2 separate regions of the Homo sapiens genome follow, and region 1 is linked to region 2. Evidence: chromatin loops called from intact Hi-C (ENCODE). Cell type or tissue: Caco-2. All regions are shown on one strand.

The links. Peaks named below come from ENCODE experiments on the same cell type or tissue, not always from the same donor. Only the 100,000 strongest peaks of a DNase experiment are listed, where the experiment ranks them.
Region 1: a loop joins it to region 2, with 11 times the contacts of the local background. A loop is called at or near these places in 1 of 110 quality-filtered maps.

The regions. Positions count from the first base shown.
Region 1 is chr11:71,861,673-71,866,672 of GRCh38, reverse strand. All of the region lies in intron 6 of XNDC1N-ZNF705EP-ALG1L9P (XNDC1N-ZNF705EP-ALG1L9P readthrough), which reads left to right. It also overlaps the pseudogene DEFB130C and a transcript of XNDC1N not described here. Among named protein-coding and RNA genes, the nearest start is that of DEFB131B, 14 kb to the left of the region's middle. RefSeq lists a silencer at 4,823-5,000. In Caco-2, a CTCF peak has its summit at 2,473; a DNase peak (open chromatin) is centred at 2,512.
Region 2 is chr11:71,945,417-71,950,416 of GRCh38, reverse strand. The region is part of intron 1 of RNF121 (ring finger protein 121); the gene reads right to left. Among named protein-coding and RNA genes, the nearest start is that of RNF121, 19 kb to the right of the region's middle. RefSeq lists enhancers at 1-434, 435-1,372. In Caco-2, no CTCF peak of the experiment used is centred here; DNase peaks (open chromatin) are centred at 1,146, 1,936 and 2,726.

The DNA of each region.
Region 1 (5,000 bases), 84 kb after region 2:
CCTGCCTCAGCTTCCTGAGTAGCTGGGATTACAGGCACCCACCACCATGCCTGGCTAATTTTTGTATTTTTAGTAGAGACGGGGTTTTGCCATGTTGGCCAGGCTGGTCTTGAACTCCTGACCTCGGCCTCCCAAAGTGTTGGGATTACAGGTGTGAGCCACTGTGTCCAGCCTGCCTTTGCCTTTATATAACAATAAAATTAACTCCTTTGGGGTTTATCAACTATGCCTTCATAAATTAGTATCAATATAATATGTTCCATGCACAGAATCATATCATTGTATACAGTAAACATGGCCTTCTCCAGAAGATATAGTCAAGTACTCCAACAGATTGCATGTAATTCACCCAGTCTTATTATCAAAAGGCACAGACAGCCTTTCCCCAGAAATCTTTTAAATGTCCTAAAACGTGGATTTCTGCACCTCTGGATGAGATATCAGAGCAACATTGCCCTAAAATCTCAATGGTTAAGATATGGTCAGGTATTTATAACAACAAGCACAGCAGTAAAAAAAAAAAAAAGGGGTTATCTCTAGATCTATATCTTTCAGATAAAGAGACATAATTCATCTTTGGATTGTCAGAAGACTTTTCTGATCTATTATTTTATACGTGAAGCTGTCTTTCTTTTTGAAAGTTTACAGGCAAAGTCTCTACTTGAGTGAATTTTCTAACTCCTATTTACTTTCAACTTTAACTGATAATTTCTTTACTATAGTGGTTTTCAACTAGGGACAATGTTGCCCTCAGAGAACTTTTAGTAATGTGTAGAGATTTTTATTTGTTTGTTTATTTACTTATTTTTTGCTCACAGGTGGGAGAAATGTTTTAGAGGCAAGAGAGGCTGCTAAACATCCTACAATATAAAGGAAACATCCCCACAGCAAAAAAAAAAAACTGTTCTTCTCAAAATGTTGACAGTGCTGGAGATCAGACACATTGCTCTACTTTATATTTTATTGTCTGTCCCTGAACTTCTTTATTAAATGGCCAATATTGTATGGTAAAATCGAGAGTATCATCAGAAAGAAAATTAAGAAAAACAATCAGAATTAGAAATTAGAGGCTCCTCTGCCTATGGAATAGCCATTCTTTTATTCCTTTGCTTTCTTAATAAACTTTGTCTCACTTAAAAATAAAAAGAAATTAGATTTTCTGGACTGATTCTTTTTGTTCCTTATCTTTTTCATTTCCCTTAGCTGTTTTTTCTTCTTGCTCAGAGATAAAAAACGTTATGTCCAGGCGCGGTGGCTCACGCCTGTAATCCCAGCACTTTGGGAGGGCGAGGTGGGCGGATCACGAGGTCAGGAGATCGAGACAATCCTGGCTAACACGGTGAAACCCCGTCTCTACTAAAAATACAAAAAATTAGCCAGGCGTGGTGGCGGGCGCTTGTAGTCCCAGCTACTTAGGAGGCTGAGGCAGGAGAATGGCGGGAACCCGGGAGGAGGAACTTGCAGTGAGCTGAGATCGCGCCACTGCACTCCAGCCTGGGTGACGGAGCGAGACTCCATCTCGAAAAAAAAAAAAAAATGTTCTTTTTGCTTCAGTGAGTTGAGATGTTATATTAATTCAATGTCAAGTCTCTGAAGAAACTTTCACTAATTCACTAAGACGGATAATAAGGAATGAGTGATTTTTTTTTTTTTGCTTACATTTAATAGAAAAATTTGTACTTAACAAGGGGAAGATAATTTCATTTCAGGCAGTAATTCATTTGGATTCTAATGTCTTTGTGCTTTAACATAGAGATTGAAGAGATTCAATCTTTGAACTTCAATTTATGCCTAGAAATTTTATAAGAACACTTGTTTATATTCAAATGTGGGAAATTTTTCTTTTTTAGCATTTTAATATAGGAGGTTATTTATGACTTTTAAAGTCTCTTAATGTCATTTAATTATCAAAGAATCTCTAATGTGCTACACTGGATAATGTAGTGGCACATAACTTAAGATGACAAAGAAGAGAAGATGTAAATTTTCAGCTATGTGTAAAATGTATATGGTAAAAATTGTATTAGTGTATTATTCTGAGATTAGCTTAGAATCTGATCTCAGAGTAATATGCCGTTCATGAGGGATTCTGAGAAGATATAGAAAAAGTAATGACTAGTATTGAAGAAACAGATCCATGAAGATGAGATTAGCGTTATTTTAATAGACTCCTGACATCTCTGCATAGGGAGATAACCCATCCTCCCCTGATTCATTGACCATAAGCTTTGTGGTTAAAAAAATACAAACTCTTGAATTTTGTTTGTGAGGTAATTTGGCCTCATTCTAGATGTTTTCCATCTTTGTGACACTCATGCCATGTCATACTCCTGGTATCCTCCCTGCCCTTTAATTTTCTTGGCCCCAGGAAATGGAGTTATCTGATGGAGAGTTTGGAAAGAACTAACCAGGCATGCTGAGTTAGCAAGTCTTCAGCTCTACAGCTCCTCCTAGTGAGCCTACTTGTAGAAAGCAGGTCTTCTTTTCTACTTCTCTAGGGGCAGGGGGCAGTAGAGGGGAGACCTGCTTCAAGTGCTGGAATGACTGGAATGGTCATGCGCCTAATTCTCAGGTGCAATGTTAGCAAGGTCACATGATTAGCAGGCTTTAACCCATATTATCTAAGTAGGTCTCTATTAGTAATGAAAATGATATTTGTTCAGAACTGGATGAGGAAGCAGACTGACATTGCACTTCAAATAATCAAACACTGCCTACTGATACTTCATATTCTTATTGTTCTACATATTTAACATTTTTATCTTTTTTTCTTAGAAACATATTTTTTATAAGTACCTATAGGGTATGCGATTCTTCTGTTATTTATTTTATTCTTATAGTTCTTAAGAGGCTTGCATGTGCATCAAGAAGAAATGCTCCAGGAGGCAGTCAGTACACGTGGGATTAGGACAACATTTATTTCCAGTCAAGGAAGAATAAGAAATTGGGTTAAACAGGAGTGCAAAATTTATCCATCCATTCTGGAGTTCAAAGGACTTAACGTTTGCTCCCACCTAAGGAGATTTTCCTTTGGGAACCGGAGTTGGATAGGGCTCAAGTATCCACCACCTTCTACATTTTTTTCCTTCATTACATATACCAATGGTATCATCTAGTGTGCTGCATAGTTTGTCTCTGCACACCCCTTTCAAAGCAATACACTGTTTTTGTCCTGGAATAACGCCAGTCTTTCCTACACAGGAAGAGATTTAAGAACATCATTAATTCACTATTGAAAATATACATAAAACAATAAACCCCCAGAAGAATGGCTTTGGGAGAGGAAAGAAAACATTGTCTATATGAAAGGATCAGACTCGTAGACAGAAATAGTGCCTTTTTATGGGAAGGGAGCTAAGATTGTAGATTATATACACCCTGGAGGAAATAAGCCAATTTCTAAAATTCTTTAAAGGGACTGTCCTCCCCTAGTGCAGTACATTTTGAAATGTGTGGGACCATTTGTTCTTGCCACCATGCCTAGGGAAGGTGTCTTTGGTATTTAGCAGATAGCACAGCATTGCTAAATTTTTCACCTAAGGAATTGTCTTGCACCAAACACCAACAATGCCACCACTAAGAAACAGTTTCAAAGGAAGTATGTGTCCCTCCAAATTCCCATCTGTGCATACATCATCCCTATCAAATGGTTCATGTTCATATCTTCATCTCCTTTCATAGAAAGCCTATCAATCCTTTAGATTTTATCTAAACTAATTTCCTCATTTCAGGACTATGCAAGAAATACCTTTCCTATGTTGCTCAATACCTCATAGATAGATGGAGGAATGGATAGATAGATAGATAGATAGATAGATAGATAGATAGATAGACAGACAGACACCTGGAGAGAATTACTCACAGAGCTAAAAGGTATTTTCCCTTAAGTGTATCCACATGTTCTCTTAATTCATCTGGTTGTTGAGAAGCATATGGCTAAGGGTGTGGTCTAATTCAGTAGTTTTCTCTATGCTTACTATCCTTTCTCTTGCCTTCTCAGCACAACCATAGTTTATTTTTCCTACTGTATATCACTGCAGATGTTACATAAGAAAAACACTTTTGCTGATGTTCATTAACAGACATTAGTTCCTGAACCATCCTGTTAACACACCTGGATCTTATTTTGTTTTTACTGTCCTCTAATATACTACCTCTGGCTTCTTTGCTTCTGTAGATGAGTAACTGTTTGGTGGCCTTTTCAGCTCTCAATCTTTTTGTTGTTTTTTGTTATTGTTTTGTATTTAAACTAGGCTATCATTATTGTTTCTCTATTCTGTAGAAATAAATCCATAGCCAGAAAAACCAATGCAGCCTTTTGGAACTGAGTGCTCATAACCTATGCAAGATTGTCTTCCACTCTTGTTAGAAGCTTCAACCTAGTGCAGTCTGGTATTATACTCTACTATCAGACTAGCAGTTTATAAACTCAGGGTTTCTGTGCACCAAGAGAATATCATGATGGGGGAGTTGGGTAATATCTTGTAATATTCTCTCTTTTTTCCAAGACTATTGTGGAAGAGAAAGTGGCTGCCTTTCAGAGAGAGACCTGAAGTCTCCCCAGCCAGTTGTGGAAGGCGCTGGTTCAACTGCATTGTCTACACAGAACACAGGCTTCATGCTGAGAAGCATAGCAGACCTGTTGCTAGCTGTTGGTCTTTTCCCTGATAACTTCATCCATACATTTAACATCTGGCAACATTGTCAGACTTTTTAAATGAAGCTAAAATCGGGGGTTATTAGTACTGGGAAAGATATAGTAAGAGGCAGAGTATGGCATCAAGGAGGCCTATGCATGTGAACTTAGAGGCATCCCATGCAAAATGAGGTGGAATGTGAATCTTCAGCTGAAGCCAAAAGAGTGAACTTCCTCTCAGTAGGATGCGTAACCCACTATACTGTAGAGTTCAGCCTACTGACACAGCATGTAGCCTAAGATAGTGCCAATTCCTCTATTTGGGAGCTGTCCCTTGCTTCACTCAAAAGGAGTGGAACAATTC
Region 2 (5,000 bases):
AGACAGGGTTTCATCATGTTGGCCAGGCCAGTCTCAAACTCCTGACATAAGTGATCCACTAACCTCGGCCTTCCAAAGTGCTGGGATTACAGGCGTGAGCCACCGTGCCTGGCTATATCAATAAAAATCTACCAAGGGACTACCATATGCATACATCAAAAATATCTATCACTCAGAGGATGGCCTCCCACCCTGGCTTCAAGTATCTGCTAACTGTAAAGGGCCCTAAACTCTGAAACCCAATCCTTCACCTCTTTGGCTGAGCAACCTAGCATTTCAGACAATTCAGCTGATCCTTTCATACTAACAACTGATCAACTATACAGCTAGAGAATTCTTTTTTTTATATTTTTTGTTTGTTTTTGGGTTTTTTGTGCGAGTTTTGTGTGTGTGTGTGTGTGTTCTGTTTTGTTTTTGAGATGGAGTCTTGCTCTGTCGCCCAGACTGGAGTGCACTGGCGCAATCTTGGCTCACTGCAACGTCTGCCTCCCAGGTTTAAGCAATTCTCTGCCTCAGCCTCCAGAGTAGTTGGGATTACAGGTACGTGCCACCACGCCCAGCTAATGTTTTGTATTTTTTTTTTCAGTAGAGACAGGGTTTCACCATCTTAGCCAGGGTGGTCTTGGACTCCTGACCTCGTGATCCACCCACCTCAGCCTCCCAAAGTGCTGGGATTACAGGTGTGAGCCACCGTGCCCGGCCGTGTGCATGTGTTTTGAGATGGAGTCTTACTCTGTCACCTAGGTTGGAGTGCAGTGGCACAACCTTGGTCTCCTGGGTTCAAGCGATTCTTCTGCCTTAGCCTCCCAAGTAGCTGGGATTATAGACACGCACCACCACACCCAGCTAATTTTTGTAGTTTTAGTACAGATGGGGTTTTCACCATGTTGGCCAGGTTGGTCTTGAACTCCTGACCTCAAGTGATCTGCCTGCCTGGGCCTCCCAAAGTGTTGGGATTACGGGCATTAGCCACCATGCCTGGCCTGTTTTTGTTTTTTTGAGACAGGGTCTCACTCTGTCGCCCAAGCTGGAGTGCCGTAGTGCAATCACAGATCACTGCAGTGTCGACTTTCCAGGCCTAAGCAATCCTCCCACCTCAGTTTCCTGAGTAGCTGGGACTATAGGCACGTGCCACCACACCCAGCTAATTCTTAAATTTTTTGTAGATAAGGGGTCTCCACATGTTGTCCTGGCTGCTCTTGAACTTCTGGGCTCAAGTGACCCGCTCACCCCAGCCTGCCAAAGTGCTAGGATTACAGGCGTGAACCACCATGCCCAGCCAAGACTTCATTCTTTCACAAAACATTAAAGAGGAATAAGCCCAACCTTTGCCCTTGATGTATTCACAGTCCAAGAAGTAGGGAGAGACAGACTATTAAATATAAAATAATATGATAAGGATAACCTTTGACATATACACAAAATGCTGTGTAAGCCCCAGAGAAAAAGACAGATTAGCTAGCTCATGAAACCTGGTAGGTTCAGCACAACCAGGCTAACTGTCTCTATCTGGTGGGGTTCAGATACTGTGGTATTCTGCGTGATTAAGATAACAAGTGAAGTCCAAAGGTTCACAGGCTACCACATTTGTAGCTCCCCATTCTCCTCTCATTCACATTCTTCCCCAACTCCTCAGCTTTGCCAAGAATTCAAGGCTAATAAGTTGAAGTGGAAACCTCACCTTTCAGGCCACCAAAGTCATAAATCAGCTGGAGATCATGCAGACACTGGATATGGTTAGCCTGACAAGGGTGGCACACTTTGGGCAGTGAAGTGAAAGTAGATGTTGGCTCTAACAGCTGCTACAGCTGCTGCCTGCCCTTTACCCCCACCCCTCATCAGAAAGCACAACCTCCTGGCCAGCTGAGTTGATAAGCTTTTTTTTTTTTTTTTTTTTTTTTTTGGAGACAGTTTCACTCTGTTGCCCAGGCTGGAGTGCAGTGGCGCAATCTCAGGTCACTGCAACCTCTACCTTCCAGGTTCAAGCGATTCTCATGCCTCAGCCTCCCAAGTAGGTGGGGCTACAAGTGCAGCCACCACGCCCGGCTAATTTTTGTACGTTTAGTAAAGATGGGGTTTCACCACGTTGACAAGGCTGGTCTCGAACTTCTGACCTCAAGTTATCCAACTGCCTCGGCCTCTCAAAGTGCTGGGATTACAGGCGTGAGCCACCGCACCTGGCCAAAAACCTTTTTAAATTAAACTTTTCAAATTTGGGAGCAACTAAGTTTGCTTCTTTGGTTCTTCAATTGCTATCCCATCAAATTCCTATTTTTCAGTCTGGCTTCCTCCCTCTCTGGCCCTCCTCTCTCACTCTTTCCTATATGCACTGCAGCTTTCCATATACTCAAACTTTTTACCCATCTTTAAAGATCCAATCTAGGTGTCACCTCCTCCAGAATCTTTCAGAACAGAACTATCCTCTATGAACTCCTAAGGCCTTTACAGCCCATACAGTTCATGTGCTGATCATATCTAAACATCTATAAAATCTCCCTTGAGTTTTTCATTGCCATAGTGCCTTAGTTCAGACTTTATCCCTTGCTCTTTCTCTAACAATTGGAGTGGCCTCCAAAATGATCTCCCCGACTCTAACTTTGCCAGCACAGATTCATGACACAGCAGCAGCCACAGTGATCTTTATTAGACACACACCTGATTGCATCATCCTACTACTTTGACAAACTTTGATGACTTTCTATTGCCTTGGGGTTAAAGTTCAAACTCCTTAGTAGGACACACAAAGGACTTCATAATATGGCCCAACCAGCGACCTTATTTCACCACTCTCCACCAAATGGCTTACATTCCAGCCACATTGAACTATCTATCTCTTTCATCCCTCAGTGCTTTCTTTGGCTGCTGCCGTCTTTTCTCTCTAGAATTCTCTACTCACCTTCACTCCTTCACTGCCCAATTCCTTTTTTTTTTTTGAGACAGGTCTTTGTCACTCAGGTTGTAGCGCAGTGGCTTGATCATAGCTCACTGCAGTCTCAACCTTCTGGGCTCAAGGGATCCTCCTGCCTCAGCCTCCTGAGTAGCTAGGACTATAGGCACATGCCACCATGCCTGGGTAATTTTTGTTATTTTCTGTAAAGATGAGGTCTCTACAAACTTCTGGGCTCAAGTGATCCTCCGGCGCTGGCCTCCCAAAGTGCTCGGATTACAGGTGTGAGCCACCATGCCTAGCCATATCATCCATTTTAAGTAAGAAATTCAATTATTGTTAGTATATTTAAAATAAGATGCAACCAGCCAGGCACAGTGGCTCAAGCCTGTAATCTTAACACTTTGGGAGGCCAGGCAGGCGGGTCATCTGAGGTCAGGAGGTTGAGACCACATGGGCAACATGGTGAAACCCCGTCTCTACTTAAAATACAAGTTAGCCAGGTGTGGTGGCGCATGCCTGTAATCCCAGCTACTAGGGAGGCTGAGGCAGGAGAATTGCTGGAACCCAGGAAGCGGAGGTTGCAGCAAGCCGAGATCATGCAACTGCACTCCAGCCTGGGTGACAGAGCGATACTGTCTCAAAAAAAAAAAAAAAAAAAAGAGCCAGAGCACCTGTAATCCCAGCTACTTAGGAGGCTGAAGCAGGAGAACCACTTGAACCCGGGAGGCAGAGGCTGCAGTGAGCTGAGACTGCACCACTGCACTCCAGCCTGGGTAACAGAGGGAGATTCTGTCTCCAAAAACATAATAATAATAAATAAAATAAGATGCAACCATCTTATTTTAAATCATTTCCGTCACTCTAAAAAAAAAAAAAAAACCTCATGCTCATTTACTAACTCCTCATTCCCATCCCCAAGCCCTGGTAACCATTAATTTCTTTTATACTGCTATATATTTGCCTTTTCTGGACCTTTCATACAAATGAATTCATTCAGCAGCTGAATGTGACAGCATATGCCTGTAAACCCAGCTACTCTGTGGAGGGTGACAGGGGAAAATCCTGTGAGTCAGGAGTTACAGACCAGCCTGGGCAACACGGCAAGACCTTATCTCAAAAATAAATAAATAAATTCATTCATTGAGTATGTGATCTTTTGTGACTGTCTTCTTTCACTCATCAAAATGTTTTCAAGGATCACCCATCACCCATGTTATAGCACTTATCAGGAGTTCACTCCTTTTCTTACTAAATAATATTCCATTGCATAGGCAGACACATTTTATTTATCCTTTCATCAGAGGATAGACATTTAGGTTATTTCTACTTGGGGCTATTATGAGTAATGTTCCTATCAATATTTGTGTATAAGTTTCTGTGCGGATTTTTCTTTTCTTTTCTTTTCTTTTCTTTTTTAAGGCAGAGTCTTACTCTGTTACCCAGGCTGGAGTGCAGTGGCACAAACATAACTCACTGCAGCCTCAACCTCCTGGGCTCAAGTGATACTCCCACCTCAGCCTCCCGAGTAGCAGGGACTACAGAAACGAGCCACCATGTCTGGCTATTTTTTATTTTCAGGGAAGATGGGGTTTCTCTATGTTGCCCAAGCTGGTCTTGAACTCCCGGGTTCAAGTGATCCACCCTCCTCAGCCTCCCAAAGTGCTGGGATTACAGGTGTAAGCTACTGGGCCTGGCCTTTTGCCCATTTTTTACTAGGTTATTTTTTTTATTATTGATGAGTTGTAAAAGCTCTTTATATCTTCTATAGACAAATACCTTATTAATATATGATTTGCAAACAGTTTTTCCCATTTAGCCATCCTAGTGGATCTGAAATGGTTAAAGGATCATTTGAGTCGTATTCTTCTTTGTATTTCAGAGAACTAGCTCATAATCTGGTATACTGTATGTGTTCAATAAATGACAGACAGATGTTAAATAATATTAACTGCTTTGGAAACAAGGATAAATGACTTACTTGTTCAGCATCCCCTTCACACTTCACACTTAGAACTAGACACAAAGCAAATGCTTGGGAAATACTCAGACACTGAGTAATTCTCTCTTAATTCTCTCTTGAACAAACAGTGGGGATGATATTGCAGAAGAA